5 separate regions of the Homo sapiens genome follow, and regions 1, 3, 4 and 5 are each linked to region 2. Evidence: chromatin loops called from intact Hi-C (ENCODE). Cell type or tissue: PC-3. All regions are shown on one strand. Each heading gives the region's core, and the rest is flanking DNA. Links, peaks and the distances in the headings are about the cores only. Region 1 overlaps KCNMA1 (potassium calcium-activated channel subfamily M alpha 1). Region 2 overlaps LRMDA (leucine rich melanocyte differentiation associated). Region 3 overlaps KCNMA1 (potassium calcium-activated channel subfamily M alpha 1). Region 4 overlaps LRMDA (leucine rich melanocyte differentiation associated). Region 5 overlaps LRMDA (leucine rich melanocyte differentiation associated).

Region 1 (6,367 bases), core at 476-5,475, 560 kb before region 2:
CAACATCTAACACATAATAAGGGCTCAATAAATATTGGCAATTATTATAATCTGGTAACTCTAGAAATGACCAAGAGAGACAGAATGGACATTTTGGCTGTTTTTCCAAGTTTTCGAGCCAGAAGAAAGTTGTTCCACACATTTTGAAATATCAGTCTCACCCACAAAGTTGAATCTGTTTATTCTTTCCATGAACTGTCAGAATCAACTCTGGAAAAACTAAGACTATGGATTCCTCTGTGCTCTTCCATAGAAGAAGAAAGATTGTTGTTATGAGCATTAAATGACTTAGTATACATAAAGCACAGGTGATCCTAAAGCACTTAGGATGGTGGCACATGTGGTGAGCACTGGGAAAGAACTGTAAACAAGCTAGCTGAAACTATTACTGTGATCTTAAATGCCTAGAATTTAAATCATTGGTTCTCCAAAAGAGAGGTAAGAGAGGGCAGTCATAACAGAGATGAACTGACCAAAACTAATGGGTTGGGCAACCCTGTAGGCTGCATTAAGCCACTACTGGGAAAATGCAAGAGCTAGAAAAGAGAGTTCTTTTCTGCAAGATGCAGCAAGGAACACAAGAGTCAAATAGCAACCTAAAACTTTACAAAAGACATCTTAAGTCAGTAGGATCAATTACCAATGAATGGCTGGAGTTGAGAGCCGGGGAAAGTCACTTTGTCTTGCAGATGGATGGAACGACTTTAAGGAAGCAGTAGGGATTGAACTGGGCTTTGAAGAATGGGGAAATTTGACTAGATGGGAAGGGCTTTCAAGTTGAGTAAATAGTGTAAACAATAGCTATAGTAAATAGGTTTAGCTGGCATGGCAGTTTCAAGAGTTTATGTGAAAGAGGGGTGGTGGGAGAGACTGGGACTTCACAAGGTGTTGACAATGGAAGGAGAGAGTTTGAATGTCATCTTTTAGTCAACAAGAAGCCTTTGGACAGTGAAGTGACCTGCTGACAGCAGCGTTCAGGTATACCCCAGTGGGACTGAACAGGATGCAGTTTAGAAAGAGAGCAGGGGCAGATACCAGTGCACTCAGTGCAGAGTCACGGGTCTGCTATGCTCCAGGGACCCAGGGCTCCTGGAATCCAGACAGACAAGGCCTCAGCTCTTAGGGACCTCAAAATGTCATAAGGTCCAGTTGATCCACTCAAGGAACACCAGTGAATGCTAAAGCTATTAGGTATAAGGTTTTTGGGGAGCAGGATATTCCTGCAGTCTCGGGGCCTCACTCAAGGTGGCATATTCATTACAAAGGGAAATGGGCACCTCTCAGTGGAGACATTAGCATTTCTGCCTTAGCCACATGGATGGAGCTAGTCATTGGGCTGGGATATCCTGATGTGATGCCATCCCCGAAGAGATTCTTAACAGAAATACTTAAGTAGGGAGCTATGTAGGATGATCAAGTCTAGAGGTCTAATGTACAACATGAGGACTATTGCTAATAAAATTGTATGGTATTTGGGATTTTTGTTAAATATGTAGATTTTAGCTGCTCTTGTCACACACAAAAACGTAACTATGTGAGATGGTAGGTAATATCATGTTGTAAACCTCAAACATACACAATAACATTTATTTAAAAAATAAACTGGGCTGGGCGCGGTGGATCACACCTGTAATCCTAGCACTTTGGGAGGCCAAGGCGGGCAGATCACCTGAGGTCAAGAGTTCGAGATCAGCCTGGCCAACATGGTGAAACTCCATCTCTACTAAAAATACAAAAATTAGCTGGGCGTGGTGGCGGGTGCCTGTAATCCCAGCTACTCGGGAGGCTAAGGCAGGAGAATTGCTTGAACCTGGCAGGCAGAGGTTGCAGTGAGCCAAGACCGTGCCACTGCACTCCAGCCTGGGTGACAGAGTCAGACCTCGTCTCAAAAAATAAAAAATAAAATAAAAATAAATAAGTAAATAAACAGGATCCAGAATATAGAACATTATAGAAGACAACCTAGGTTCACACAAAATTTAATGTCATTACAAAGGAGTGGTGTCAATTATACATTAGAAGGGACTGAAGCTGGGATTGGCAAACTATAGCCCATGCCGGCTGCCTGTTTTTGTAAATAAAGTTTTATTGGAACAAAGCCATATCTATTCCTGTACATGATGTCCAAAAGCTGCTCTGAAGCCACAGTGACAGAGTTGAGTATTTGTGACAATGTCTATATGGCCTGTAAAGCCTAAAATATTTACTCTCTGTCCTTGTTTCCTGACAGTTGGATTTAAGCCACCTAACAGCCAAATGCAGTGCATGAAACTTGGGTCTGGGGGGAAAATAAAAAAAAATCAATAAACATAATTTTGGGGCAACTGGAGATATTTAAATAAGGTCTGCATATTAAATAGCATTACTGAATTTTTATGTTTTAATTTTCTGAGGCGTGCAATGGTATTGTGATTATGCTGTGCAATGCCCTTCTTCTTAGGAGTTGGGTGCTAAAGTATTTAGGGCTTGTGCCATGATGTCTCTGATTTATTGGTAAATGGTTTAGCAAATATATATATATATATATGTACATGGCAAGAAGAAGAGAAGAAAAAAGGGCGGGGGGGATAAGAGAAAAAGCATGTAGGGAGATAAAGCACCCGTGGTAAAATGTTAATAATTGGTCAGTCTAAATGAAGAGCGTACAAGTGTTCATTATACTGTTCTTTCCACTTTTCTGTAGATTTGAAGAGTTTTTTAAATAAAAGTTAATTTTTACCAAAGTTAAATTTGTTCCTCTAGGCTCTGTCCTGACCTTCATCCCAGCAGCTTCCTCCACCTTCCAGAATTCCCTTATAATGGAGAAATGGTTGGGAGTTAGATGTGGCAGCCTCTCCTGCTAAGCGGGTGCTGTTACCCTGTAAGGCAGCCCCAGCAGGGCCTTCCCTTGGTAACGTGGGGATTTTGCTTGTTGTCTCTTGCACAGTAATTCCATCAAGCTGGTGAATCTGCTCTCCATATTTATCAGCACGTGGCTGACTGCAGCCGGGTTCATCCATTTGGTGAGTAACCTTGAAGACCCTTCTGCTCTCGCTTGCCTGCAACAAGACCCTCTCTGAGTCATTTTATTACCTAAAATTTATCTTGCTGGAAATTAACTTCACCTCGGTTGTAGACAGGAAGATGGGAAGCAACCACACAATTGTCTGGGTTTCCAACCTTTTTACCCCAAACTAGTTCCAAATGGTGAGTAATGTTTGCACTATTAACCTGCATTTTTCAGTTCATTGCTCATTGGTATTGTCATGGGGGCTTTGGTAGATTTTCCTTCTGTCTGCAATAACTATAGTAAGCCACAAGATGGCAGTGCTTCCTAAGCAAACACCTGGAAAAGGTCTGGGGACAAGGTTGGAAGTTGGACCCACACCTCCTAGTAAACAACAAATTCAGATCCCTCAATTTCTTTCCACTTCCGCCTTACGAAAAGCCACCTTTGATTATTTTGTCTGATTTGTACCTCAAAAATGTTCATTCTTTTTCATTAGTGACTCTTTGAAAGCCTTGTATTAAGTCAAGCCCCTCACACCACCCGAAGGCAGACTTTCCCCCTGCTTTTAGAGAGCACAGCCATTGTGGGAAGTGTGTTTCATGCAAACATAGACTGTTACAACTGGAAGGAGCCTCGTCTAGCTCTGAGACTTTGGATAAAGTTGACCACCAGTGGCTGAGCCTCTATTTGCATAAGGGATAGAAGGACGCGCTTAGCTACCCACACTTGGGATTTAGGTAATTATCACCCAAAGGAAGACAGGCCTGGGATGGCAGTGGTTGGGGCATGGGGCCTCACGTAGTCACCAGATCTAGAGTCTCCTGCCCAGCCCTTAATGCTGATGGGATTCATGGCCAAAATCAACCTTAATCACCCTAATTCTTGCTGTAACCAAGCACGAAGCACCCAAATCACATATGTGGAGGAGATAGTTGTCTTTAATAAGATGATGACCCCACCTTACTACGGGTATTAGTGAAGTCCCTTCAGGTTCACCAGGAAACTTTTGTGAAAATGGCACATTGAGGACAAACTGATGTGTGAAAGAGGCCAGGCCCTGGAAACATTTTGCAGAGGCAGAGGTGGAGGCCTGGGGGCCACCGTCTACAGGCCCTGTGGGTGGATCACAGGCATATTTGAGTAAAATTGGGCCCGCAGCTCCCTCTCTCCTGAGAGTATCTAAAGTACCTTTCCTGCCCACCTACTAGCCTTGTTGGCAGATCAAATATGATGGAAGGACAGGAAAGTGGGGAAACTGCAGTCTCGGGCCAAAGCTCTCCAAATCCAGCCACACCCATTTGTTGAAGTTTTGCCTCTGCAGAGTTGAACAGGACCTGTGTCGCCCACAAAACTGAAAAAGTTTGCCAGCCCTTGATCTAACGGGCTGTGCCAGTGCAAGCTGTTCTCATGAGCTCACTTTCCATGCCCCTGTGAAGATTCCAGCAGCCTCAAGGCTGGGACCACCATTGCCAATTTGCAAAGGAGGGAGAGCAGGGCCAGATTCCAGAGATGCTGTTTGAATCAGAAATAAGCAGGGCCCATATATACTCTTTGGATAAACTGATGGAAGGAGGCAGCCCCCTACGGAAGTGTTTAGAATTTCTGTGGGAGAGGCAGATCCAGGCCATCTGGGCCTTAGAAACCCATTGAGGAAGGTCAGGGACGGAATCTCTGGCTCTTTCCTTGAAGAGAGTGCTCTAAAACCTGGCCAGAGGCAATGCCCTGAATTTTAGCTGGCTTCCCACATTTTACCAGAAGAAGAGAAAAGGCCTAGAGATATTTCCCTTCTTGCTTTCCCTCTCTGTCTCAATCAGCCAGGAAGACATCTCCTGCAGCTGCTTCTCCACTTTCTCTGTGTCCTGCTCAGGAGCTCTGCATCCTGACTCACAGAACTCAGCCCGGGAACCACACATCTCGTGTGGAGAGTGGTGTGCAGTAGCAAGTGGCCTTCGAGAGTGCCGAGCTTCCGCGTTTATTGCATGTATACACTTCAATAGCATGTTTTTCTTTTTTCTCCCCTGTCCCATTTGCTTTAGGTGGAGAATTCAGGGGACCCATGGGAAAATTTCCAAAACAACCAGGCTCTCACCTACTGGGAATGTGTCTATTTACTCATGGTCACAATGTCCACCGTTGGTTATGGGGATGTTTATGCAAAAACCACACTTGGGCGCCTCTTCATGGTCTTCTTCATCCTCGGGGGACTGGTAAAAAAAAATCTTTATTATGATGTTGATTTTGATGGCTGTTAATATTTTCCATGATACATTTCCTTAAAGCTTTGTATTTTAGACTGTATTCTGCACTAGAAGCAAGCCTTAACGTTACAATCAGGCTAAGTAAATCCAAACACGATGGTGACTTTTCTGCATAATTCTTGGTGTATTACACTTGTCCCATAGATCCAGGCACATTGCCCTTGTCGGGGACAGCCATTTAGCCAGGAGCAAACCTAATTGTCTTAAGAAAAGTGATGCTGTTAATAAGGGAGAGTGTCTACCCCTTAGCAATGTAACTCAGCATCTGGTATGCTACAAGGACAGTGGCTGTCACCTGCCTCTGGTAGAAGCTGTCGATACTTTGTAGAGACAGTTTGCGGTTTCAAGAGCTCTCCCTTCCCCTTTATGTTCCTCCCCTAACTTCCAACAAACACTGTGGCTGGGGCCTGCCCTAAAGAGAAGGGTCCCTACATCAAAGGAGAGAGAGCACCTTAGTCTTGTCCAGGCGGACATCCCCATGTGAGCAGAGTGCAGTTTTGCAAACAGCTCACTCCATTCTGCAGCGGACACATGGGGTATTTTTGCTCCTTTCTTCTAAGAAAGTTTCACTGTTTGCTTTTTAAAAGTCTACGCAGCTCTTTATGTTGCACTAAACCACCCCTTCTAATGTAAATCGAGGGGATTTCTGGCCACACGTTGGCAGTTGCTGCATTTTGTCTTTCAAAGTAGCTCATTTTAAGTTTAGATTTTTTTTTGCCATTTATGAAGCGAGTGATTAAAATCCTAATCCATACACAGCTTTCATGTATGTACACCGTGCGCACATTTATATGTAGTGATGCATACACCTCTCTCTGTTTTGTATGCATAGGGCCTATACATTTTAAAAATGTATATAAATGTGCACATGCATGTGTACATTCACGCAAGCATTTCTACAGCATCCGTGAGGTGCCTATAGATAAAAAGACCCATCCAGCCAGCCACAGGCCAGATGTTTGTTGGACAAAACATGGCAGATTTGTGTTTCTCCTTGCTATCTTCTCCTCCCAGGTGATTTCCTAAATTTCCCTTTTGAGCTTTTCAGTGTTTTTTTTTTTTTAATAGAAAAATGTAGTTTTTAATCTTTTGGTGTTTATTTTCTTTTGTCACTCATAAA
Region 2 (6,367 bases), core at 906-5,905:
CAATTATAGGTTGAACCTTCGTAAGTTGGAGAGCATCTGCACTTGGTACAGATGAGATGTTCAATAAATATTTGTTAAATAAATTAATACCATTAAAATAATCATGTACATAAAATTTACACAGAATCCACAAAGTAAGGAATGTCAATTGCTGGACACTCATCTTTTAACCTCTGGTATGACTTCAGACATTTGAAACACTCTGAAAATATATACGGATTAAATATTTGCCCCATTGAACAACAAAGAGTAATAGGAGGCAACAGCCACAGTTCCTAAATCGTGGTGGTGTTTTTACCCCAAACACTTTCCTCCCACAAAAACAAAGCAATCACAACATCTAGTTGAAAAGAGAGAAGTGCAGTGAACATTATCATCTGGCCTAAAGAGCTGTAAACATCATACAGTGGGAAGGGACATTCCCCAGAAAGCACATTCCTCAGTCTTTGTTAAGTGCAGGCCGTGAATACATGGGGAACTGGAAAGGAATAAACACCCATGTTTTATGATCTTGAGAAGTAGCTGGAGCAATACCCTGAGGTCAGCCCATGTGATGTGCTATCAGCTCTGCTGTGGCTATCACACAGGATTTAGTGGAGCCTGAGAAATGACAGGCTCCTAGCACAACATCCTACTTCAGTGTAAGCTACTTAAATACTAAGACAGAATAAAGAAGAGAGACTTTAAAAGGTCTTAGGGGAAGGGATTGTGTGGAAGCAGTTTTTGAGGAAGGAGGACAAAGACCTTCTTCTCCACCCAGTATATTTTCCCTTCATCTGCCGCACATCTGAGATGCCTTAGGTTGGAGATGAAATGAAGAAAGGCTCTACACCTTACCCAGGGGAGGGTGGAGAAGGAAAAAAAAAGTGTGAGACTTGTTTCCCAACCTAGCTGAGCAGGACTTCAGGCAAGTGTCTCGGTTTATCATCTGCATATTGGGTGGGAATGGGGTACTGCATCGCAACAGTGCATGCTATAACCCCCAAAACCTCTGTTAGGGCTCTTGCACCATGGGGGCCGGGGGTGGGGGGTTGGGGGCGGGGATACTGCACACTGTCCTTGCTAAATACCGCAGTGACCACTTCAAACCATGCTTCCTGTTTCACCTTCACTGTACAAAAACAACACCACAAGGGGTATTCCTACCCTGCTACACTGACCCTGATGTCTTGCATTGGTAGACATTTGAATTCTCCAAATTTGAGTCCAGGAATGCTTTGACTTCAGGTTTATAAATACAAACATGTAAACTAGTCTGGTAATTTGTCTTTGAGAAAGCATTAATTATTCACAGCAAACTCCATTTAGCCAATTTAATTCCTTAATCAATTTTTAAATACAAAAAACCATTTCTATTTTTAACATTTTCATTTCTATTTTATTGAGTTTATTTTCAATGGGATCAATTCTTTATCACGTAATTTTTACAGTAAGGTTAAATTCCTCAATCAGCTCTGGCCAAATATTAAATTGTGCTGATTACATCTTCTAAATCTCTTTTAGAGTCATTTATTTTTACAAAGTCCCATTTTCTTGAGTAAAATATTGCAGATCTAAATTGCGACAAGAAGACTTGAGTCTGCTCTTAAACTTTAGTCAACAAATTTTATTGTGTGTAGTTTTAGCTCATTTCAATTTTATTTTGTTTTCATTATTTCTACCAAGGTTAATTCCTCCCCATGTATTTGTGTGGTTTTCAATATATCAACAAGATATAAATCTTTGGTCAGTTTTTCATTCATCATAAATTATATTACGTGCAGGATTAGTTGCTGTCCTTTTTTTCCCAGGTTGATTATTTCTACCAACATTGTTATCATAAAGTAGAGTAAACACTAGTTTTTATTCATTTCTTAGCACAAAGAGTATGAAGGACAAAGGTGAATACCAAGTGCATGATAGGGTCTAAACTGTGGGGTTCTGATATGCTGTCTTCTACCAAATGCCAGACAAAATATTAGAGTGTGGAGCACCAATTCAAGGGTTAGGATGCACCATACCTGGAAAGAAAGCTAGCAAAAATGCCAGGCAACCTATCCTTTTGACAAGAGGGCATTTGACTCCAATGCTCAGACCCGTCCAGTGCAGCTTTCCACTGGGAGAGGACAGATTATACAGCCTGCTCAGACAAATGCTGGGCCTTGTCAAGTCTCACCCACTTGTTTGTAGGGAAGGAAAAACAGGGGAAGGAAGTCAGTCAGCAGGGAAGGGATACTGGCAAAATTTGTCGTGAAGGTGATCAGCAGGCAAGGCTGTGGGGCTAGCCTCCCAGACCAGGGAGGCTACACAGGTAGTCACAGAGTGGGCAGGCTCATTGTCGTGTGACAAACCAGAGCCTCAAGAAAACATACCCTGGGCTCCCAGGGCAGCTGAAATGAGGCTTGTCATCTTAGAAGAAGAAGGGGAGGTGGGGAAGGAAAGAGAGGAGAAAAAAATGCAGGGCAAGTTCCTCATATAGTCTGTCATATAATCTGTCAGTGGAAAATGGAAAAGCTGGTCCAAGTCTGAGAAATTACTGCATCTTTGAGCAGATCCTTAGTGACATTCTCTACTCTCCCATCTTGGGTCCTGGACCCCACACTCAGGTTACAGGCGTTGTGGCTCTATCCAGACTGAGTGGGCCATTCAGTCCTTTCCACATGAAAGAAATATTAGGCTAACAGATTAAACATTATCTGGCAGGGAATATTTCCATTATGTGAATCCTGGAAAGGAAACAGACAATGTACTTTTGCTTAGATGTCAATGCCTTTTAATTTCCTATTTTTTTGGATTGGGGGTAGTAACAAGTGAGTACCAACTGACAGAAAGATTCTCAGATTGGAGGGTGGGCTCACTAGCCCCCTTTATTGGGAGCTCCCTTTTTTGGCTCCTACCTCTATACACATTGTATTTCAATCAAACAGAAATGTATTATAAATATGAGAGGTCAAACTCCATGGTAAATATTTCCTTACTCCAACAACCCCTCTCCTCCCCAGCCCCCAAATAAACTGCTAAATCTTCTTAGCAGTCCAAATTTTGTTTTTTAGCCTCAGGTTACATTTTTTTTTTTTTTTTTGGTCCAAGCCAAAGATGAAGCCTGAAACAGTTTTTATTCTTGACTTCCTAAACAATGAATTGCTTATACTGTCCTATAAGGATTCTCTGTGATTTGCTGTACTGCCTAGTATGCTTCAATACAGAATGGTAAACTTTTCTTTGTAAGTATTTCTTTAACTGTATTGGAGGATTCTCAAGCTGAGAAAGAATTTAAAGAACCTCATTTTAGGTAAATTCTTTCATTTTACAGCGGAGAAAAATAAGGTTCCAACTGGCTTTTGGAAAGTGACAGAACCGGACCAGGCACCCATACAACTCTATCTAGCCCAGAAATATCCCTGAATTATAAGATACTGCCTTGGCGACAGGAATATAAATTTTGCTTTTCCGCTTACTTTTCAAATTCATTATTTATTTGTTCAGTCCTGTTCACAGGAACCAGGGGTCTCCGGAGAACATCAAAGATCACCCACACCCTTACTTAGCAGGCTCATTCTTACTTGCTTTTTCTTAGAGAGAAACTTGAACTGCAAGACTAGTTTGGTGTGAGTGTATTTCCCTTCTCTCCTATGTCTGTATTCTAGGTAGGGCTTAATGGATTTGAGATGGGCTGGATTCCAAAGTGCATGCCGAGATGGGATGCGAATCCCTTCAGATTTGTGAAGTGCCCTTCAGTGCGGGTCCGTGATGGATGTCACATCAACCAGGCTGTCAGTCAAAGCGGACAGTGGTCAAGTGCTCTGGCCTCACGTTTCTTTCTCAATGTTTGAGTGAGAAACTCAGACATCTTTCAGACAGGAGAGAAAAAAGAAAGAAAGGAAAAAGCCACCCCGTCACCACCTCCTCCATTCCCGCCATTATCTCTACATTCATCCTTTCCACCTTCTAGCTGAAGTCGGGAGCATCACCACTAGAGGGCAGCATGAAGTTAGGAAAGCAGCCGCTTGCTTAAAATAAATAAATAAATAAATAAATGGCGGCAACTATTCAGGGAGAGCCATTATAGCCACACTGTGCTTTTGGTCACCAATTATAGGTTCCTTAATGATCAGTATGTCATGTTTGGTCAATCTGTGCTGAAGGTTTTCAGGAATGGGGCTATCAGACACTCCTTGCCCCCCATTTTGGGGTTCTTCTTGCCTCAATTTCAGGGACTGAATTTCTTTACCATCAATTGTTCTAATTAATCTTCCAGGCTCAGAGATTGGGGATTTTTGCATATCACCTCCACAAATGTAAAGAAGCATTCAAAATACTAAAGATTTCCTGCATTTCTTAGGTGGAAAACATCATTTTTACCATGAAAGTTCAAAAAGATATGCCATCATTTGACAGTCAAAAAAGTAAAAAACGTAAAAATAAATAAAAATGAAAAATGGATCAATACACACAAAGTTATCCTCTTTTAATGCTCCCCCTCCCCACAAATCTACCTAGCATTGTCTTCCCTCTCAGGGTACCTGGTCTCAGTGTCATCAAAAAAGAGAGGCAGAAGCTACTCAGATAAAAATATGACAATAATTCCAGCTGCTGTTTGATCCTCATCTGATCCCCATCATTGGTCTCTGGTACATGGGTCAAGTAACTATTTTCATACCTGGAACAACAGATGATCACCTCCCTTTAGGAGAAAGAGGTATTTGTGGGCTTCTAGATATTTCAAACATATCATTATTAAAAAACAAACAAACAAACAAACAGCAATAAAGGTATAACATTCTAGGGAATGGCATTTTAAATTAGAATTTTATAGGATAAAAATACATGAGTGGATTCAATCAGGGAAGGAGTAAACACAAATTGGAGTTACTGGCCTTCTAGGCAGGGGAAACCAGAGCTGGGTCCAGGTGTTATTCTCCATTTCAGCCGAGAGGCCTCTCAAGTGGTCAGTGAGGCAAGTATAAAATGGCCCTCACACATCTTCTTAGCTTTCCTAATATAACAGTCATGTGACTAACTAGCCACTCGGAGAATGTTGGGTCCTTGTTAATTAAATTATCTCATTAACTCATGGTTAGCTAGAAACCTTTTTGAATTTTCACACATAAGACACTAAAAGCAAAGTCAGTTTCACTGTCTTACTAGGTAATCATAGTGACCACAACTGAGTATTTCTGGAGTGCCTTTAGTGAGGATAGTACAGTTAGGAGATTAGCTGGGGTGGGAAGACTGCAGATTGAACATTTCTCAAGATCTTAGGATCTCCTGCTCATATGAGCTCCAAAAAATCGAAAACAATAGACTTTCGCCCATGCATCATAAAGCCAAGGGCACAGTAGGTATGCAGTACATTGTTTTTAAATTGTGGAATAGATGAAAAGATCTCAGCATACTTATTCTGAACCCCAGCATTTATTATACATCCCTGGACAGTTATAGGTAGAAATGTATGGGTTGGCCCTGGGACAGTGGTTCTATGACTTGCCCATGCATCAGAATCACTGAGAAGGCCTGTTAAAACACAGCTTGCCAAGCCCCGTTCCCCAGAGTTTCTGATTCCATGGATCTGAGTTGGGGCCAAGAGTATGCATTTTTGCAAGTTCCCAGGTGATGCCGATGCTGAGGGACCAACTTTAAGAAACACTGTTTTAGGACAACCTACAGAGGGGCCCTTATTTCTTTTTAAAAAGTAAAACTCGTGACATTGCTTTTTACTCTTGTAAAATCAAGACTGTCTAAAATCAGAGATCCAAAAATCTGGTTAACTGAGGGTTCTAGTGTCTTGAGTTTTGGTAAATGGAGGTTTTATTTTATCCCCAATAGCAGTCTGAAAGCTAATGATACCTAAATAATAACAATAATAATAATAATAATAATAATAATAATAATAAAAGGTTGTTCCAGCTCTTTATCTAAAACAAAAACCATAAACATTCAAATTTTAGTAATGTGCAATTACATTAACAGGAAAAAAGAAGAAAACAGTTTCTTTGGATATGTAGAATAGATCTGAACCATCATTTATGGAGTATAATCAAAAAATAACTTGCAGGAAAAATTTCACAGAAAGACTTTGGACTTCCCCAAAACTGACAGAATCTTGTATGAAGAAATCTGAGCAGTGGGGGTCCTCCTGCAGAGTCTGAATGGGAATTTTGGCTTTGCTCTCAAGCAGAAATTTGCTTTTGGGCTTCAGATCTGTTCCTATTAGAGAGCTTACATCAAAAGCAGGGAACATCCACAGTTCTGTCTGGTTCTGCAGGCTGAAATTTCTCAAGAGAGTCACTGAAAATAAAGACAATTTGCTTTCTTGTTTTCCTAATTCTTCAAGCTACAAAAAAAAAAAAACAAAATAAAAAACAAAAAAAAAGAAACCTTTCAAATA
Region 3 (6,367 bases), core at 779-5,778, 440 kb before region 2:
TCTCACCTCAGCCTCCCAAGTAGCCAAGACTACAGGCGTGCACCACCATGTCTGGCCATATCTTTGAGGTCCAGTTGGTGTTGAGACTTCACATCATCACCTTTCCTACCTTGCTTTATGAGTAGCTGGGCTCTGTTTCTTGTTGATTTTGTAATTAATTAGATGAGTGCTTGGAGCAAGGCCAAGACTGGGCCCAAGTTTTTCACCCATGCCTTACCACTATCCCTTTCTTTCAGCAGACCTGATGTGTGGATAGGTCTAGGGATGAGTGGAATGAGTATCAATATGCACATTTGAAATTCTGAGTTTTACCCTGTAACACTCTCTCTTTCCTCCTACCGATGGCCAAGTCCTCTGATTTGGCCTCCAGATTACATTTCGAACCTTTTCTCACCATTGCCAGTGGCACTGCCAAGCTCACATGCTCATTTCTTCTTCAGCTAGTCTGCCATTGTTGCCCTTCAACCTTTCAATTAGTTCCTCTTGCCACCAAACCACCACCAACTTTAGTATTCTAAAGCACAGACTTTGTCATGTTATCCCATTTTAAAGAGAGAGACCTTTTGATGGTTCCTTGTTTTTTAAGAGGATAATTTCCAACTTTCTGCTATTAAAATGGCATTCAAAGCCTTTGCAGTTTGGCCTCAACCAGTTTCCCTAGTTCCGTTCTCCACATAAGCATCCATCATCTAACAATTCTCTAGAAGCGTCTTATTCTCATTACTTTACACATTTCTGGAACCTTTTCCTGAGACTGTGATTCTTTTCCTCTCTGCTTCTAGCAGATTAAAACTTACCCATCCTTCAGAGCAGGGGTCAGCACACTGTCCCATGGGCCCAGTCTGGCCTGCCATCCATTGTAGTAAGTAAAGTTTCCTTGTAACATAGTCACTCCCATTCATTTGCTCAGTGTCCATGGCTGCTTTCAGGCTACAACTGCAAAGCTGAGTAATTGTAACAAAAAGGGTATGGCCCAGAAAGCTCAAAATATTTACTATCTGGCCTTTTAGGGAAAAAGTTGGCCAACCTCTGCTGTGAAGGTACAGCTCAAGTACTGCCATCTCTGTGAAGCCTTCTTAACTAGCCCACCCGGAAACCAAATTAGAAAAAGTGAATCTCTTTTCTGTAAGCCTGTAACATTTCATGTAAACCCCATTAGACAGTTTTTATGTTGAGGTTTTTGTAGAAGTCAAAATTGGTCTTTGAATTCTTAGCATATTGCACACAGTAACCAAGACACACAGTGTGAATTCAATAAATGGCTGATTAACATGTAAACTCTGTTGACAATATGTTTCCATAGTTTATTAAGCATGTATCTCAAGGAAAAAGGTCTTTCATGAGAAGCTGAACCAGAGGCAAAAAAAAAAAAAAAAGTCTCAAGGCTAGAGATCTTCCTTTCTTCCTTCTTGTTCCTTTATACCTTCTTGAACAGAACCTTTGTTTCTGAACAGCCAACAGCCAATTCCTTTGACTGCTGGACAACTCTTGAATAGATTGATCTCAAATTGATCACTGCTTCTTCTGAAGGTAACACATTTGTTCCGTTGTTTCTGCTGACAGCACATGGTGGGCTCTGTAGTGGATCTGGGGGTGCTGATGTTTTCTCCTTCCATATGTCATTGGGTATTTGAGTCGGGGTAGGAAGCCATGGCAAACCCATTGCTTCTGTTCATCCACCTATGTTTCCTTATTGATTTGAATTTATCCCAAATAAATTTGGATATTTAAGGCAGGGTGTGCACCTTTAATTGTTCAGACCCTAGCCAATGGCCTAGACCTTATCTCACTGGACTAATACACAAGCTAACACTAGGAGTTATATCTAGGCAGGGTAAGCCCCCAACTCGAATCTTGACAGCCCTGAACCCCACCAGATTCCCCTTCACCCTTTGCATCTGTCCAGAATTGCTCCTGGAAACCCTGTCTCTCCAGAGTGAGTGGTAGCCAGCTGAGATGGGAGATGGGATGCCCATGGCCTATGCCTGAGACCCTCCTAGTCAAGCTCCCTGTCTGGATAACTGGAGACACTTCGTTCTCAAAGCAAGCATTGTGACATTTGGTTCTCTTCACACATGTGCCTTACCCAGCTTAGACAGATGGAAGAATTGAATGTAAAGAGATTCTACAGAATGTATTGGAAATAACAAAATTGTGTATGTGTGTTTTTAAAGGATACCCTTTTGGTTGCCGCATGAGTTATTTTGTTGTTGTTGTTGTTGTTAGAGATTAAATCTCAATAACTTTTTGGAATTAGAATGGGCTTCCCATCAGCTGAATGGGCTACACACTCGCCTCCTTTTCATAGCAATCCAAGAACTCCACTGCCTTCCTCACATCCCCTGCTATGTTATCAGCATGGTAGTTTTGCTTGAGATCAAATCAGGGCAACATAGGAACTGTCATTTTTCATTTACCGGGGCCCTTTGATCCCATTTGAGGTTTATTTGTTTCAAGTGAGAAACACAATCCCTATTGCATACATCTATTCTTTAGAGTACTTTTTTATTTTATTTTTTTATGTTAGAGATCAAATCAGAGTTGTAAGTAGTATGGTCATTAGTTATCACCACTAGATTTCACAGGCTACACTTTATTTCTGTTCTTACAAAATCACCAACCTTCTCTGTTGCATAATGATCACTTCCAGTGAAGCCACAATGTGCCTTTCTTGGGTACTTGGGTGTTAATTTATTTCACAGTTTCCTTTGCAGATGCAATCAGAGTCACCTATCACATTCCTGTTTCTGCTTTTTATTGTGTTCCTTTGCTATCGCGTTTGTGTGATCTTTTCCTGAAAAATGACAGGTAGTGTTTCTCTGCTCACTGTATCAGTGACATATTTTCCACAACTTCTCTATTGCTATTTTAAAAATATAACATTTTATAGATGTAATCTTAGTTGTTTGTAACTAGGTTTTGTTATAGGAGCAAATTTCCTAAATGGCATGTTGGTTTAGGTACATTTTTTAAAGAAAGGGAAAAATATTTTCTGCAAAATAGTTTCCTCTAAATTGTAAGTGAAGGAAAAGCTCTGTTAGTAAGATTATAATGCATTTTCCTGATTTCTTAGTACATCGAAATTCATGAACATTATTTTTATGTAAGTGATTAAGTTGTGGCTTTTAATAACACGTTGTTAGAGCAAAAAGAGCTATCCCTTTTGATTTACTTGTGTATTTACTGGGTGACTTACAGTGCTTTACATATTAGAATTGGTTTGTCAACAATTAACATTCTAGGTTTTTATATAACCCATACTTCAGGTAATATAGGATTATTAAACTACAACCAGTGTGTTAGAAATCTGCCTACTGGTAATACAATTCTTACGTATAACAGCAGCTGAGAAATACTGCTGTGTATTTATGCATAGATTGCAAGACAGATGGCCTGCAAGCCGCAGAAGGGCCTGACATGCAGGTCCACCAGCAGGTGGCGCTGCTTTTCTAGAAATAAACCCTCTACCTGGATTCTAGGTACTCTCCTCCTCCTCACTTTCTGCCTTTTCTCTTGCAGATTGTCTCCTTTATTTCTCTAAAATAAATATCTAAAACTGTTGTTGCTGTTGTTTGAAGAGATATACTTCCAGTACGACAATGCCCCTCAATTGCTAAGGTTTATTTGAAATCCAACTTGCCTGATGCAGTGCTTACTTGAAGCAAGTCCAAGTTAAATACATGTTACTGTTTTTAAAAGGTAACTACACACACAATACTGGATTCAGCACTGAGATTGGATTGCCTATGCTATCTGATTATTGTTATGTGGCAAGTTCCCATTTTAATCTAATATCTATTTACACAAATTAATCCCATAGGCTTCTATTCACCTCAGGATAATGAGGGGCATTTTTATTAAAGTGACTGATTGATATACTGAATTAATGTTTTATATAAAAATCACCTTAGTATGATGTTCTTTCATCAAGAGTTACTCTAGAATCCAGGCTGGGTGCAGTGGCTCACGTCTGTAACCCCAGAACTTTGGGAGGCTGAGGCGGGCAGATCACTTGAGGTTAGGAGTTTGAGACCAGCCTGGCCAACACGGTGAAACCCCGTCTCTACTAAAAATACAAACATTAGTCAGGTGCCTATAATCTCAGCTACTTTGGAGGCTGAGACACTAGAGTTGCTTGAACTGGGAGGTAGAGGTTGCAGTGAGCCAAGATTGCACCACTGCATTCCAGCCTGGGAGCCTGGGTGACAGAGCGAGACTCCGTCTCAAAAAAAAAAAGTAAATAATAATACTAATAAAAGAGTTGCTTTAGAATCCAAGTCATCCAAAGAATATTGCCTTTCTCTCGGGGCCAGAACTACATTTTGACAAACAGGATCAGAGTTTCTGTTAAGTTTTGTTCTGTTTTTTAGGAAGACTTTTCACAGAAAAGTTGATCAGCTCATCAACTAGGGCATCATAAATGAAGAGAGAAATCAAATGTGCAAGCAAAACTATTTTTAAAAATTATTTTGTCCACACATACCCAATTTTTCAACCGTTTTTTAAAAAAGACACAGCTATATCTTTTTACTGTTTTTTTTATGGTCTGCGGTATTCCTTTGTACAGAATATTTAGTGCAAACATTAGCTTATGTGGGAGAAAATGAATTTATTGAGGTTACAGAAGGGGAGAATTGAAATATGTCTCAGGATGACTCACTTATTTGTTTATGTTTTTCATTATTAAATTTTCTTCCTTTTTTTTTTTTTTTAAACAGTGTCTCACTGTGTCATCCAGGCTGGAGTGCAGTTGTGCGATCTTAGCTCACTGCAACCTCTGCCTCCCAGGTTCAAGTGATTCTCCTGCCTCAGCCTACCAAGTAGCTGGGACTACAGGCATATGCCACCATGCCCAGCTAATTTTTGTATTTTTAGAGACGGGGTTTTGCCATATTGGCCAGGCTGATCTTGAACTGACCTCAAGATATCCACCTGCCTCAGCCTCCCAAAGTGCTGGGATTACAAATGTGAGCCACCATTCCCAGCCCTTCATTATTAAATTTCTACCTATCAGGCCGTAAAGAACTTTGGAAGCATAGGCAGTATTTTACTCTTTGAATAGGATTTCTCTCTTTTGAGTTTTTAAACTTTTCTCAGGCATACTGCGCTAAGGGCTGCAAGTTGAGGATCTAGATAATGTAATGTATGTTCTTATTTAACTCACCCATGTGATTTTCACAGAGAACATCTTGAAATGTTATTGATTCAACAAAATCAAGGAGGAGAGGATTGGGGAAACATTTTCTTCTCAGTGAATCTATTTTAAAGCACTGGTTTTGTTGAAAATGATTTTTTGAAAATATGGATTGCAGTCAGTTTTCATGTAAAAGTCAAACCCTGACGGGTTTCCTTCCAGTTCTCTGTAGAGGGGATGGGATCAGCTGGAGTAGTTGAAGACAAGAAATAGCCATCCTGAAATCAGGGTAAATTTACCTGGCTGGGCTGTGAGGAATAGGCCTTGTGAGTTTCACGGGACCCCTTTCTGAGGCATTAGATAACTTTATTTTCCTGTTGAATAAGCTCTCCAGAAAAAAAAGAAAAATGAGAACTTCAATGGAACTGGACAGTTGCCAAGGGCCTCCCTGCTTTATTTCCATGCATGAATGTGTGTTTCTTACCTTGGAAAGGAAAGTGGGCTGAGCGAGCTAGGCAGTTTCTGATAGACTTTTGCAAGATGCAAAGCCCACCCACTATCCTCTTTGAACTTCAGTATTTAAATCAGAAGAAAAATAGCTTTCCCAGAGGCTTCAGATTATTACTAAATATTGTGCAAATTCTATCATTTGGAATGTAAACGCTTACACTCTCTGCCCTTTATACCTCCAACTGTGCCCTCAAACACATTTTCCTGCTCTAGCCAAATTGACTTTCTTACAGTTTATACAGTTTAGTATTTTCCAACCACCTTGCCTTGGTTCAAACTGTGTCCTCCACCTGGCATGCCCTTCCCACCCTCTACTGCCACTCCTTAGTCTGTTCAGCATCATGGGTCAAGTGCCCCCTGAGTGCCAGGCCCTGTGCTCCATCTGGGGATATACGGGACCTCTCTATTCATCCTATTCTTGTTTCAAGTCGTCTTCTTTTTCTTCCTTTCTTTTTTTTTTTTTTTCCTGAACAATTCTCTCTCTAGGACTTAACTTATTGTCTAAGACATTTCATGTAGCCCTCCCTTGACATTCTCATGCAACATCTTTTGTACTGTTGCATTTATGTAACTTATGAGTTCGTATATTCGTATTTAATGCAATTATCTAATTTCTCTGGCTAGGCTTGTGGTTCTCTCTTATTGTGCATCTTTAAAAAGATTTTAAAGAAAAGAACAAGAAAAAGGTATGCCCGACATTAAACTCAGAGTCATTACAAATCA
Region 4 (6,367 bases), core at 604-5,603, 640 kb after region 2:
TAAGAGAGAGGTTAGTTAACTGAGGGATGTGTACTCTAGGTGATATCTTGACCATGACATGCCAATCACAATTTCAGATCCATAAAAGGGAACCAATAGATCTTCTATCACAGCAGAAAATGGGTCTCTGATATTGGGAGACAGCATTCACTTATTGAATTATGCTTCTTAACTTTGGAGAAAGAACTGGAAAAAAAGAGGCTCAAAATATGTCCCTGCTCACAAAAATGAAAATTTTATGTACTTATATGGCAGTGTAAGTGCATCCTTACAATGCAAATCATATAGACAGAAAAGGCTGCATCTCTGTTTTCCCAGCACATGGGATAAATAAAGTCACAGGTTCATTTTTAAATTTGGAGTAAAGTAACACGAATAGGAGAGGCAAAATACCCATTAACATAAACTAGCCATTTCAACAGCTGGAAGCTAAGGAGCAACCAAATAACAGTGGGGAAAACAACTGCCAGCTACAATTTTCTCTCCTTTTTTGATCCTTTTACAAGTATGCGTTGCATGTGTTTTGACTATTTTTGAGAAGAAGGAGGAAAAAAAAATCCTTGCGCAGTCTTCTCACCATGGTTGCTTTTCGCAGGCTTTTTTCGGATGATATCACTTCATTTCGTAAACCTCTGCTTCTTTGTAAGCATTTCCGAGGAAACACAGAAGGACAGGAGGGTGCTTCTCTAGCAACACTGACAGTGGAAACGCTCAAGGAGGGTGATGCTGCAGCAGGCAGAGAAGCTTTCACTTACCCCCACGGCGGGGCAAGCCTTTTGGAGGATAAGCTCACAAGGGATTCATACGGGAAAATAAGCAAATGGGAGCCTGCTCAGGTGGCCTAGACAGATAGAAAGCCGGACCCAATTTCAGGGGCTCCAGGACGTTCTCCTGTCCCCTTGCTCCTCTCCAGGGGCACCCTGATGCCGGCCACCAGGTATACCTAAAAGGCCACCCCACATTGTGCCCTCGAGCTTCTCACTCAGGGCCTGGCAGGTGAGCCCAAGGCTCCCTCCTAATGCCAAAGCTGCAGCTCTACGAAAAGAGGTGAGGGAAACCTCAGCCTAGCCTCAAGGAGGTATGAAGATTCATCCGGCTCCCAAAAGGCAGGGCTCACTTCTCTATCAGGCACACGGGGCGCATGACCTATGAGACTTTAGAGACTACAAAAATGTTTTCATTTCGTTTAAAGTCAAAAGAAAAATTAACTTCAGGCAGAAGAATTTTTTTTCCCCCCAAGACGGAGTCTCGCTGTGTCGTCCAGGCTGGAGTGCAGTGGCGCGATCTTGGCTCACTGCAACCTCTGCCTCTTGGTTCAAGCGATTCTCCTGCCTCAGCCCCCCGGGTAGCTGGGACTACAGGCTCGCGCCACCATGCATGACTAATTTTTGTCTTTTTAGTAGAGACGGGGTTTCACCATATTGGCCAGGCTAGTCTCCAACTCCTGACCTCATGATCCACCAGCCTTGGCCTCCCAAAGTGCTGGGATTACAGGCCTGAGCCACTGTACCCAGCCAGAAAATGTTTTAATATATAATATTATTATACATGTTTGTCTTTATCAATCTAATCATTAAGAAAAAAAACTACTAGCAGTTTTTTAGGTGGGAAGGGACCCAGAAAGGCCCATGTACCTAGCGTCTATGAAAGTCATGATGCATCTCTAAAGCTAGATTATTCCTGTCCCTGAGCCTTTGCACATTCTGTCCTGGATGCCTGGCTTCAACCTTCTCTTAACTACCGTCTATTCATTCACTAGACTCAACTTCTACCTCTCACTTGATCCCTCCCTGGCTGCTCTGAATACTCACACTTGTCTCTCCTCAGTTTGAAATTCCCCAGCAATTAGAGGATAAGCAATAGCCTCACACTTGACATGTTTCTATTTTGTGTATATATTATTCCTGCTTCTTCATCCTAAAAGACACATACTACCCCATTGCTAAGATACCTTGAGAGCCCACCACTGCCCACAAAGGCAAGGCTACATGTCTCAGCCTCACATTCAAACCATCAATAAGTAGAACTCTACCTACAGTCCTTACATTCTTCTTCCTACATTCCCTCATCCTCACCTCCCCTATCCCACCCTAATGTACCCTGAACTACAGACATATCAGACATTTACCATTTTGCAAATATGCCTCATATTCCTCCCACCTCCAGGTCTTTGCAGAAGCTGTTCTCTCAGCCTGGAATGCCCTTCCTTTCCATAACTTCCTAACAAAGCCCAACCCAACCCCTACAATTCTAATTCAGATGCAACCTCTTCCAAGAGGGCTTCCAAGATCCTTCTATTTGGATTCTGTCACCCATTCTCTTCTTTACCTCAGCACTTTGCATGTCCTCTGCAACATTCATCAGAAATTTACTTCAATCAAAGGCATGTGAAGAGCATGGAAGATATTATAGTCTGGTTTCTTCAGAAACAGATGATGGAAGAAGGATTTAGGTGAAAGCATTTTTGGGGAGGTGACCCTAGGAGTGGGAGAGTGGGGACATGAGAAAGGGAAGGGGGGGAAATGAGTAATGGTGCATGGTGTATTGTTGAGCAAGTTCCCACTGTGTCCAGCTGGAGTTCATGCAGCTGGGGAGCTCTGGGAGACAGAAAAGACTGTGCCTCAAAGTCACCCCCATGAAAAATAACAGAGTTTTTAATCCACCAACTCCTGCTTCTCTGGCCTTATCACCTTCCCTGTCCCAAGCAAAAGTGGTTCAGTCACCAGAGAAAACTCTAAGGCAAAGCTGCAGGTGCTGCTGGCTGGGCAATGTACACAGAAAGGGTAATACTGACAGGGCATAGGTGGTCACCGACAACTTCTGCTGAAGACAGCATGGACTTATTCAGCCTCAAGCACCCAGCAGGATCCTGGGCATGTGGCAGGCACTCAGGAAGTGCTCACAAAATGAAATCACTTTTAAGCTCTTTGAAGGCAGGGGCTACATTTTATTTTCTATCTGACACAGTAGATAGCCACAGCATAAGGACTCAAATCATACATGCTCACTGAAGAACAGTGAGTGATTTAACTTACTACCCCAACTCCTGAATCAGACCAAGCCATGTGAATTGAATTCCTATCTTATTAGCTGTTCACTCTTTCATAAACGCCAGCATTACCTGCTCTTGTGAAGTTTAGCAATGAGGACAGTAACAAAGATGTAAAGAGTTAAACAGTCTCTTGAGAAAATGTACCTACATCCAGAGAACGACCCAGGAACACTACAAGATTCTGGGTAATTAACCTGAATTTCTACCTTTCTGGAGCCCCTAGCTCCTCAGTCTCTCAGGTAGCACTGTCTGTGCCCAGGAACTGGGATTGAGAATACATTAGGGGATCTTCTGTGCTCCCCCCATGCCACCTCCCAGCTTTCTTGTGATTGTACCATGTCACACAGGGTGCACCAAGAAATAGCCTCGGGGCCCAGCCTACATTAGACATAGCCAAAGACTCAAATAATAATAATAATAATATAAGCCCATGCAATAGCACCAGGAAAGGGAGGGACAAGCCAGCTTTTCTTGCCAATGTCAGAGTGGAACAGATGTTTCTTCATCTCCAAGGTATCTACTCTCCTAGGACACCAGACATAGGTCACCTGTCAGTCATTCATCTTTATGATGAGTTGCAGTGGCCAGCACACAGTAAAGAATAATGCACATCCTCTCCAAAAAAAAAATGCTGTTTAATAGTGAGGATATGCTGAGGGTGATTGTTCATGCCAGATTACTCCATTGACGCAACCAATCAACTCCCAACACTAAACCACAAAAAGAAAATCCTGCACCCTGTCTCGCACCAAACAAGAGACAGAGAACCCATGGAAAGCATATGAGTTGAATTTTGCCTGGACAGAAGTATCCTATGGCTGAGTTTGATGAGACCTGGCCACCTCGGTATCTGGTAGAGAGACCAGGGATTGATGAACTTGGCCTGGCTATGATATTCCTCAAGCAACATGGCTAAAAGAGCACAGGAATCACACACAGAAGACCTGCCTTCTATGCATGGCTTTGCTCCCAGCTGACATCTTGAGCAAATCACTTGCTCCAATTTCTCTTTCTAGAAGATGAGACGATAAATTCTAAGTCCCCCACTTCCAGCCTTTACATTACATAGAGTCCTAAGGATCTTCAACCCAGAGTGTATGTTACATTTCATTCCTAGAGTGACAGCAAAATACTGGACGGCACAGCATTTAAACCCTCCAAAATGTTAATACTATCACTAATAAATTTTAACCTGAGTAAAGCTAACTGTCCTACCACTATTTTTCCCTAGACATTTTTAGAACTAAAATGCTGCAGAAGACCTGTTTAATAGAAAATTTACTTTATAGTTTAACTAGAAAAAGAAATGAGCAAAGGAGAAAAATAGAATTTGAACCCAGCTCTTGAACATCAACTTGATGTTATTCCAACTCATCTAAAAGAGCCACATAGGAATTACTTTGACCACCAGAGGGCTTTCCACACTGACAAAATGCATTAATAAGACATAAAGTGGCGAAATTAGAAAATAAAAAGTTCTAAGTTACATTGTCTAGGTCTCCAAAGGAGTGGAGGTGAAATGAAAAACATCAATGTCAAAGAAATAAAACCCAACTCAAGTTTCTCCTATGATACATTTCTCTATAAACACGATGAAGAAAAATTCCAGTCCCTCCTAAGTTTCAGAAAACCATAAGAAGAACTTGAGTGGTGCATAGAAGCAAAAGGAAATCACAGATTAGCTACCGGAGGTTTCAGAATCTTGTTACTAAGATATCATTCCCTACACATTGAAGTCGTTTCCAGCATTCTTTTGCTTACTCCATCAAAATTTAGAAGTACTCACAAATATGATGTGATATGTTTGTAACACATGGGTTTCAGAGACCCAACACTGTTGACCATTCACTAAATGACATGCTTATGACAGTCCTTTATGTATATTAACTTGTTTAATTCTCATAATCATTCTAGGATATAGGCACTATTATTATCGCTGTTTTACATATGAAGAAATTGAGGCAAAAAGTTTAAAAGCCTACCCGAGGTCAAATAGATAATGTGTCCAAATAAAAGTTCTGGAATAAACTATTCACCTACCACCAGCTCAACTTCCACCTATTAGAGATAAGCATTCTATAAAACAGAGCTACCATGTACCACAACTTACAGAATAAAAAAAAAAATACATCAGTGCAAGAACAGTCTATCTTTGGGCTTGAATCTGTCTCTGTGGGTTTTCAGAGGATACGCCACAGCATCCAGGGCTGCAGGGACATCAGAGCAGGCCAAGAGGATGCAGAGAGAGGTTCCATGAGCCTAGAGGCTCCTGTTTCTACTAAAGGCCCTTCAGATTTTTTCTGTTGTATGAACTGAAGGATCCCACATATGATTTCATTCCAAATAAAAGGTCCTACTGAAATATAAAAGTTTAAATCTGCTATTTCACTAGATATTTCAAAAAAATTACTTCTTTGGGTTCTCCTCCCTTAAACACATTTTACAGCACTTACTATACTAGGGTAAAATATTTTCACTTGTATAGCTCCCTTACTATGTGATTGCATTCCCCAAGGTCAGAAATAGCATCTTTTTATCTTTTTTATCCTTATGTCCTCAACCCTTAGCCCAAGATTTGGCCCAGAGCAAAATATTTAACAAATATTTGTAGAATGAATGAAGGAGTTAGTTACTAGTTAAGGTAATACTAGATGCTGTGATAGATAAATCCTGAAATTTTAGGGACTTTAAACATAATAGATGTTTATGTCATGCTCATAAGAAGTCCAATCAGATATTCAGTACTTGATGTTCAGTACATGGCTTTCCACACAGTGATTCAGGGGCCCAGGCTCCTTCTATTTTGTTTGACTCTGCCATTGCCTATGCCTCTGAGTCCTTCACCTCTAACTGGCAGATGGGGAAAGAGCGCGTGTAGAGCCTGTGGGTACAAAAATCGCATGATCCCACGTGGAGCAAGATGGGGATAGGAGGTGGAAGATGTAGTCCCAGCAACAACGCTCCACTGTGGAAGAAGAGGATGACATCGATGGAGAGCTAGCCAGCCATCTCTTTCACAACGACCTCAAAAGAAACATCAGCCTACAAAGGAGACCCAATGCATAAGACTCAGCTCTCAAAGAAAAAAAGAAATGTGTATATGAGTCCCTAAACCCTTCCTCCCAAAAAATGCACAAGTATGTAAATTTAACTATAGACATACTACATGATAACTTCTTGTAAGAAATTTCCATTGCATTTTGCCATCACAAACCAGACTGCCAATTTATTACTATACAAATGAGTAGAAGCTAATATATGGGTCAGCCTAGAGACATTTTTACCATTTACCAAGTGTCTAGTTCCATCCTGCAA
Region 5 (6,367 bases), core at 749-5,748, 510 kb after region 2:
GTATGCAGATGGCAGGGAGGCATTGACTGATGAACACAGAAGAAATTTTCCAGATGCTGGTTCTGGGCTCTGGAATCCCTTTTAAGAGCAGACTCCCAGCAGCCCCAGCTGGGAGCAGGACCTTGCAGAGGCAGGCTCAGGATGCTGACTCCTCCTGTATCTTGGCTCCTCTCCTTGTACAATGATTGCCGCTCCTTTGGGTTTCAGAGTCTGGAGCTGGGAATCAGCATACCTGGGTTCTAGACTAAGCCCCACTACTGACAATCTATGTGACTTCAGAGAGCTCATCCACTCCTAGTTTTTCCATAAAAATGAGAGTAATTATTCACCAACAGTACCCAACTCACGGAATGCCATTAGGGCAATATTAAATTATGCAAGTCAAAGAACCATTCTAAACTCAGAAGTATATCTGTACTCTGGCCTTGGTTACAATGTGGCCCAAGTCAAACCAGATGAGTTTACACAATTCTCTAGGATAATAACAACAACAATAATAGTAACCCTTACATAGCACTTACTATGTTACTAGAATCTAATATGTCTGAGATACTTAGAATAATCTTCAAAACAACCTATGGGATGGGTACTAGCATTGTCTGCATTTTCAAAGGAAACCAAAACATAGAGATGTTAAATCACTTGCCCAAGGTCATGCAGAAAAGTGGCAGGTTTAGGGTAGAAGCTCAGGAAGTCTGCCTTCAGAGCCTGTTGTTCTTAACCACTATGTGATAATCCCTCTTGCTAAAGGATTAAAGAAGCCAATGACCCAAGTGTCCAGGGTCTAGGAACCTACAGCATTATTATAGACACATTTAACTTTGAGTCAAACCAAAGTGGAAAAATCTAGATTTTACATGGTAGGTGGGGTGAATAACCATTTTACATATGCCAAAATACAAACCAAAAAAATTTAAAATAAAGCTAACTTCACAAAAGGATTCAAGATAAAACCTCATTTGGCAGCAAGCTTCCTAACTTGTTTAAAGATTCAATTTACACAAAAGAGCTAATACTTTTTTAGGAGGCCAATAGTTACTTGTTTCTAGGGCTCCCTTTATCACAAATATAAAGTAAAATCTGAAGGAGACAAGATGCCAATGCCAAGGTCTCCTGGGTAGATTGTTACAGAAATGAATTATGCTTCTTTATACATACACCCTGTGCAGTCCCTTCCCATATTTGTTCTACAGTTGGTATGTGACTTGCTTTGGTCATGGGACATTAACACATGATATAAGTTGAACTTGAAGACTACTTGTACTATGGGGCTTGTGCTGTTAGAATACTCCTCCCATGTGAAGTGTCTTATGCTAGCCTGTTAAGAGACAGGTAGTTTAGCCAACACCCAGTACCAACCTCCAGACATATGAGTGAGGTCATCTTAGACCATCCAGCCCCAGTTGAGCCTCCAGGTAGATGTGGCTGCATGACTGACCCAGAATAAGACTAGCAGAAGAACCATCCTGCTGAGCCCTGGCCAAACATCTGATCTATAGAATTGTAAATATTTGTTGTTTTAAGCCACTAAATGTTGGGGTGGATTATTATGCAGCAAAAGCTAATGTATAGAGGCCATATCTAAAGCATTTCATGGGGTGGCAATAACAATATGGAACCTAGAAATTGTTGGAAAGCCTGCAACATTCTCACAGTTAGGTAGGAGAGTCATTTAGCTGAAAAAGTGGCATCAGAAGTGCTGGGTTGAGAAGATAGCATGTGCTGTTATTGCCTGATTTTACCTACCTTTCTCTGTGACTTCTGAGTCAAGTAGATGGGGAAGATGATCTTCACAATCACATTAGTAGAGCAGAGGAGAAAAAAGGAAAGAAGTCTATTCAGAATATTCACTGATAAGAAAATGTGCTACAACAGCACCAGTGATATCACTGGTCAGGTTTACAGCCACACAGTGTCTTCTGCTTCGGTCCCTCCTAGGCCATTACCATTACTCCCTTAGCATTACTGCTACAGATTGGAAAAGTGGAGGCACAGAATAGGGAAAGGACTCAACCAAAGACAAAGAAAACCTCTCAGCACTCTGAAGCCAAGAGGCCTGCTTATCTCTGGTGACAGCAATACTGTGAATAAAACCATCGACCAGTCCAACATATTTCTTTAAAAATGAGAAAAAGAAGCTCACAGAAGATAACTTGTCCAAGGTCACACCGCTAAATATGATTAAGCTGAGACATGAACCAAAGTCCATGGACCCTAATATTCTACGGAGACCTGGGACACAGGACATGTCTAAAAATCCTTCTGTCCTTGATTTATTTGAGAATATTGGCCAACTGATCATCTAAGACAGCCTAGAAAGCCATAAGACTACAAAGTTTTTCAAAGAGTGATTGGGAAACTTGGTTGACTAACAGACATAAGAAGGGAAAATTCCACCAAAATTTCATTATGACAAAGACTGTGAATTTACATGTAGGCCCTCCCCTTCTACTTCTATCAAAGTGACAATAATGACCACAAGGAGCATATTTATAATACTATGGTCTGAATGTTTGTTCTTCCCTCAAATTCATATGTTGAAATTCTAATCCCCAAAATGATGGTATGTGGAGATGAGGCCTTTGGGAGGTGATTAGGTCATAAGGGTAGATCTCTCTGATGGGATCAGTGCCCCTATAAGGAGAGACTTGAAAAAGCTTGCTTCCTCTCTCTCTGCTATGTGATGATACAGTGAGAAAGTATCTTCACCAAGAAACCAACCCTGCTGGCATCCTGATCTCAAACCTCCAGCCTCCAGACTGTGAGAAATAAATGTTTGTTGTTTAAGCCACCTCATGTACGGTACTGTGCTGTAGCAGCAAGAGCTGACTGAGACAATATCTGAGAGAATAAAGAAAACATTAACTTATGGCTTGAAGTATAAACAGTAGCTAACAAATACTTCTGCAAATCATTCTTAAATGCTGGCATATGCATATGTGCCAAGCCTTACATGTATATCTGATTTTATTTTATACTCTAGAGGAAAATGCCTTGTCTCCTTTTCTATTTCTAACTTATTGTATGAATGTGAACAAGTGGTTTAACTACTCCAGGTCTCAAATGTTCCATCCAATAAAACAAAGCCATTGGACCACTGAGTCTGAAGCAACACAGTAGAATGCAGACATTGGACTTTGGACACAACACAGTTGACACTGAATCATCCAGGACCTAGCATCTTGCTAGTGTCTGGCTGTGTGCCTACACCTCACCTCTTTCTATGTCTAGGTAAATGGAAAAGACACACCCTTCTCACAGGGCTTGGTAAGGATGAATAACAACACACATAAAGAACCCAGCACCATGCCTCATTCCTAGGAGTGCTCAATAAGGAATAGCTAATGATAATGATGCATTCATCCCTCAAATATTTATTGAGCTTGTACTTGGTGCCAGGCACTATTCTTAGTGTGAAGAACAGAGGAGTTAACAAAACCAAGGAAACTCCCTGTCCCATCGAGCTGGCATTCTAGTGCCGGGTAATCCACTACACTAACAATGCAGGAGCTACGGGCCTTAGGTTGCAGCAAGGGTTCCCTGTTTCCATCCCCACTACAGAATCCAGAGCAGTTAGTGCCCGTAAGTCTCACCCTAGGCTGACTAGGTCCTTGCCTCCATAGAGGAGGCCATACACTGTCGTGGGTCCCCTAGGCCTCTCATCACCAGAGCATGGTATCCCCCAGTGAGGGCATAGCCAGGCCTGGGCTTCACATGTCTCTGCCACCTTAGCTCCTTTCCCTCACCAAAACGGTTCCCCAAGCCTGCCCCAGAGCCTTCCAGAAACCTCCCAGGAGAGGAAGTTTGCTTGGCGGCATTACCCGGGACTTCCCACCAGAGGTCGCCCTCCCACACAAGCCCAAGCAAACAGACTGGGCTTCGCTGCCTCTGCAGCGGTGACATTATTTTCTTTCTCTATTTTTATCTATTAAAAAGATTTCTTCACAGCCATAACTTAGATCTCTACACTAAAATGGAGCAACAGGAAGATATAATGGTGCGTTTCATTTATGAATGACCTATAATAAATTACTCTGAAGTGTCCCGAGTGCCAGAAGACAGAATGCTTTGTCTGCCCACGAACTGTATTTCACATACTTTAATTTAGCTGACACGTAAAACTCATTTGACATTTTGCAGGTATTTGTGCAGGGTGGGGTTGGGGGACGACTGTGGGGCTGGGTGGGGAGTGGGGGCAGCGGGCAGAGGAAAGGATATTCGGTTCTTGTTGAGGGTTAAGGTATGCAGTCTGGGTAACCCTGGCAACACAAGGTCGTCCCCCAGCTGATTGTTGTCCAAGATGAGTTCCTCCAGGCTCCTGAATGCGCTCAGTCCTTCCAGTGACCTGCAATGACAAAGGCAACAGGAAAAATGATCCTGCACTAAATCAGGGAGGCCATTATGAGCCGAAATAAATATTTTAACCTTCCCTTTCAGGACTGGGAATAGTTTGGGCTTGGTGCCTGTCAGCAAAGTGAATGACAAGAATTAGTAGCAGGAGTCGGGGCGGGGGCGGCGGGGGAGAAGGGGCCGCTGGCACCCACCGCATCCTTCACGCATTGCCAACATGAAGGATGAGGGTCACTTAGTGAGTAGCCAGGATCCAAAACAAAGGGCTTCAGATACGGCCTGCAGGATAAATTTGTCAATGTCTTGTGCCTTCAGGCACCCAGCCTCGGCTGACCCTAACCTCCATTCCCAAGATAAATAACTCTGTCACAGTTCACCTTCATTCCCTGGACACAAATTCAAGTTGTCATCCATCATTCCTGCCCAGAAATATCATACCCTCTTACAATAATAAATATAACTTCAAGTATCATTTCTTAGCAGTTCTCTGTACAGTCGCGGGGGAAACGACAGGGAAGGCTTCCTTTCTCTCCGTTCACATCCTTTGACTTTTTTTTTTCCTCTGCCTTTTTTCTTTACTAATCACTTAATTTGCTTCTGCCCAGCGTCCCAGTGGCTGCCCCAAAGGCAAGGCATCTGCAGAATTACATAATCACTCCGATCTGAGAGGGCTTTTTCTTTTATTATTTCTTTTTATTTGTTTTTGCTGCGGGTGGGGAGACGGGGGTTGGGAGAATTGCTGCTTCAAAGCTCCTGGCCTGAAGTTACTGTTTTAATTTATGGAAAGTGGATTTCTCACTTAATTTTTGAAAGAAGTGTAGAGTGCAACCCTGTAGATGTTGAGGCAGTAAATAAAAAGGCAACAGAAAGAATTAAGTACCCGGCTCCAGGAAAAAAAAAAAAAAACAGCAGAAAGGGAAAAATAGCCTTGCTTATACACATCGCTGAAAGTTAACTCTTAATTTTATGGGCTCTCATGAGTGTTGGGGGTGGAGGTGACACGAGGTAGTTGTGCACAAGTGCTTGCCTGGGCGCACACAGACATTAATTAAAGCAAGCCGGCCGGCAGAGGGGCTTACACAGAGACACAGACTCCCAGCTCGTTCACCTGCCAGACCCAGGAGATGTGCTGAGCCTGCACCGGCTGACAGCTGAGCTACGATGTGGACGGGAGGGAGACACGTAGGGGATGCCGGGCTATTCTATAAAATGTGACAAATCAGGGAGATGTCGTCCACACTATTTATTCATTTACTGATAGTGCTTCCATTACAGCCCCGTGTGCTTGCGTGTGCAATGTCTGCACATCTGCTGTGAGTGTGAACTTCAGCACCAGATCTTTCCCAAGGCATCCATAGCTCCCTTGTGGGATCGCTGCCAAGAGGACTCCAAAATAGGGAGTCAATACTTACGAGGTATAAAAATGTGTTGTAAGTAATTAAATCTGTAGATACCACTGGGCCCAGAGCTCTGCCGGCATGTTCCATTCCTGCCAGACCTCGGGGTGGTCCCACTCAGGACTCGACTCCCAGAGCACGCCTGCTCCTCCAACCAACACTGCCAGCCCCACCGAGGGGGGACACATTTTGGAGTAGGGGTCCAGAGGTCATCGTGTTTCATTTCCTCCTCCTTTCTCTTTTTCCTCTTGGTTCCGAGAGGCAAAACACAACTTGTGAGGATAAATGCTTGAAGGGCTGGATATCCCATTTATCCTGATGTGATGATTACACATTGCCTGCCTGTATCAAAATATGTCATGTGACCCATAAATATCTACACCTCTTATGTACCCACAAAAAATACAAACAAAAAAAAAATTTAAAAACCCACAATGTACGCACATCTAGGCAGGAAGGTTTGGGACTTTGCCTCCGCTCCTCTATTTCCTGTTGTGTGAATTTGGGCCTGTCAATAGCCCATCTGAACTCTCCTGTTCTGTGTTCCTTCCAGCTCATAGGATCTTGTCGAGAATAAGTGAAGGACGGCTAACTGGTTACTAGCATACGCTGTTTTTTTT

What was found. A loop is a pair of places that touch in the nucleus more often than their neighbours do. Peaks named below come from ENCODE experiments on the same cell type or tissue, not always from the same donor. Only the 100,000 strongest peaks of a DNase experiment are listed, where the experiment ranks them.
Region 1: a loop joins it to region 2, with 17 times the contacts of the local background. A loop is called at or near these places in 13 of 110 quality-filtered maps.
Region 3: it touches region 2 in a loop (9-fold over the local background); 53 of 110 quality-filtered maps call a loop at or near these places.
Region 4: it touches region 2 in a loop (2.6-fold over the local background); 8 of 110 quality-filtered maps call a loop at or near these places.
Region 5: a loop joins it to region 2, with 5 times the contacts of the local background. A loop is called at or near these places in 32 of 110 quality-filtered maps.

The regions. Positions count from the first base shown.
Region 1 is chr10:77,109,002-77,115,368 of GRCh38, reverse strand. KCNMA1 (potassium calcium-activated channel subfamily M alpha 1) reads left to right here. Exons shown (of 28, transcript NM_001161352.2): 7 at 2,927-3,002; 8 at 5,026-5,196. Among named protein-coding and RNA genes, the nearest start is that of KCNMA1-AS2, 29 kb to the left of the region's middle. RefSeq lists an enhancer at 196-1,164. In PC-3, for the core only: a CTCF peak has its summit at 3,304 (motif pointing right); a DNase peak (open chromatin) is centred at 3,248; H3K4me3 peaks cover 410 bases; H3K27ac peaks cover 773 bases.
Region 2 is chr10:76,545,145-76,551,511 of GRCh38, reverse strand. All of the region lies in intron 6 of LRMDA (leucine rich melanocyte differentiation associated), which reads right to left. Among named protein-coding and RNA genes, the nearest start is that of KCNMA1-AS1, 340 kb to the left of the region's middle. RefSeq lists a silencer at 3,827-4,121. In PC-3, for the core only: CTCF peaks have their summits at 3,747 and 3,950 (motif pointing right); a DNase peak (open chromatin) is centred at 3,961; H3K4me3 peaks cover 599 bases; H3K27me3 peaks cover 815 bases.
Region 3 is chr10:76,982,071-76,988,437 of GRCh38, reverse strand. The region is part of intron 19 of KCNMA1 (potassium calcium-activated channel subfamily M alpha 1); the gene reads left to right. Among named protein-coding and RNA genes, the nearest start is that of KCNMA1-AS1, 97 kb to the right of the region's middle. In PC-3, for the core only: a CTCF peak has its summit at 3,426 (motif pointing right); DNase peaks (open chromatin) are centred at 3,427 and 4,147; H3K27ac peaks cover 293 bases.
Region 4 is chr10:75,908,326-75,914,692 of GRCh38, reverse strand. All of the region lies in intron 2 of LRMDA (leucine rich melanocyte differentiation associated), which reads right to left. Among named protein-coding and RNA genes, the nearest start is that of MIR606, 360 kb to the right of the region's middle. In PC-3, for the core only: no CTCF peak of the experiment used is centred there; DNase peaks (open chromatin) are centred at 3,072 and 4,462; H3K27me3 peaks cover 2,725 bases.
Region 5 is chr10:76,033,986-76,040,352 of GRCh38, reverse strand. It overlaps LRMDA (leucine rich melanocyte differentiation associated), which reads right to left. Exons shown (of 7, transcript NM_001305581.2): 3 at 4,219-4,345. Among named protein-coding and RNA genes, the nearest start is that of MIR606, 480 kb to the right of the region's middle. RefSeq lists an enhancer at 2,222-6,208. In PC-3, for the core only: no CTCF peak of the experiment used is centred there; DNase peaks (open chromatin) are centred at 3,232 and 3,822; H3K4me3 peaks cover 320 bases; H3K27ac peaks cover 373 bases; H3K27me3 peaks cover 1,388 bases.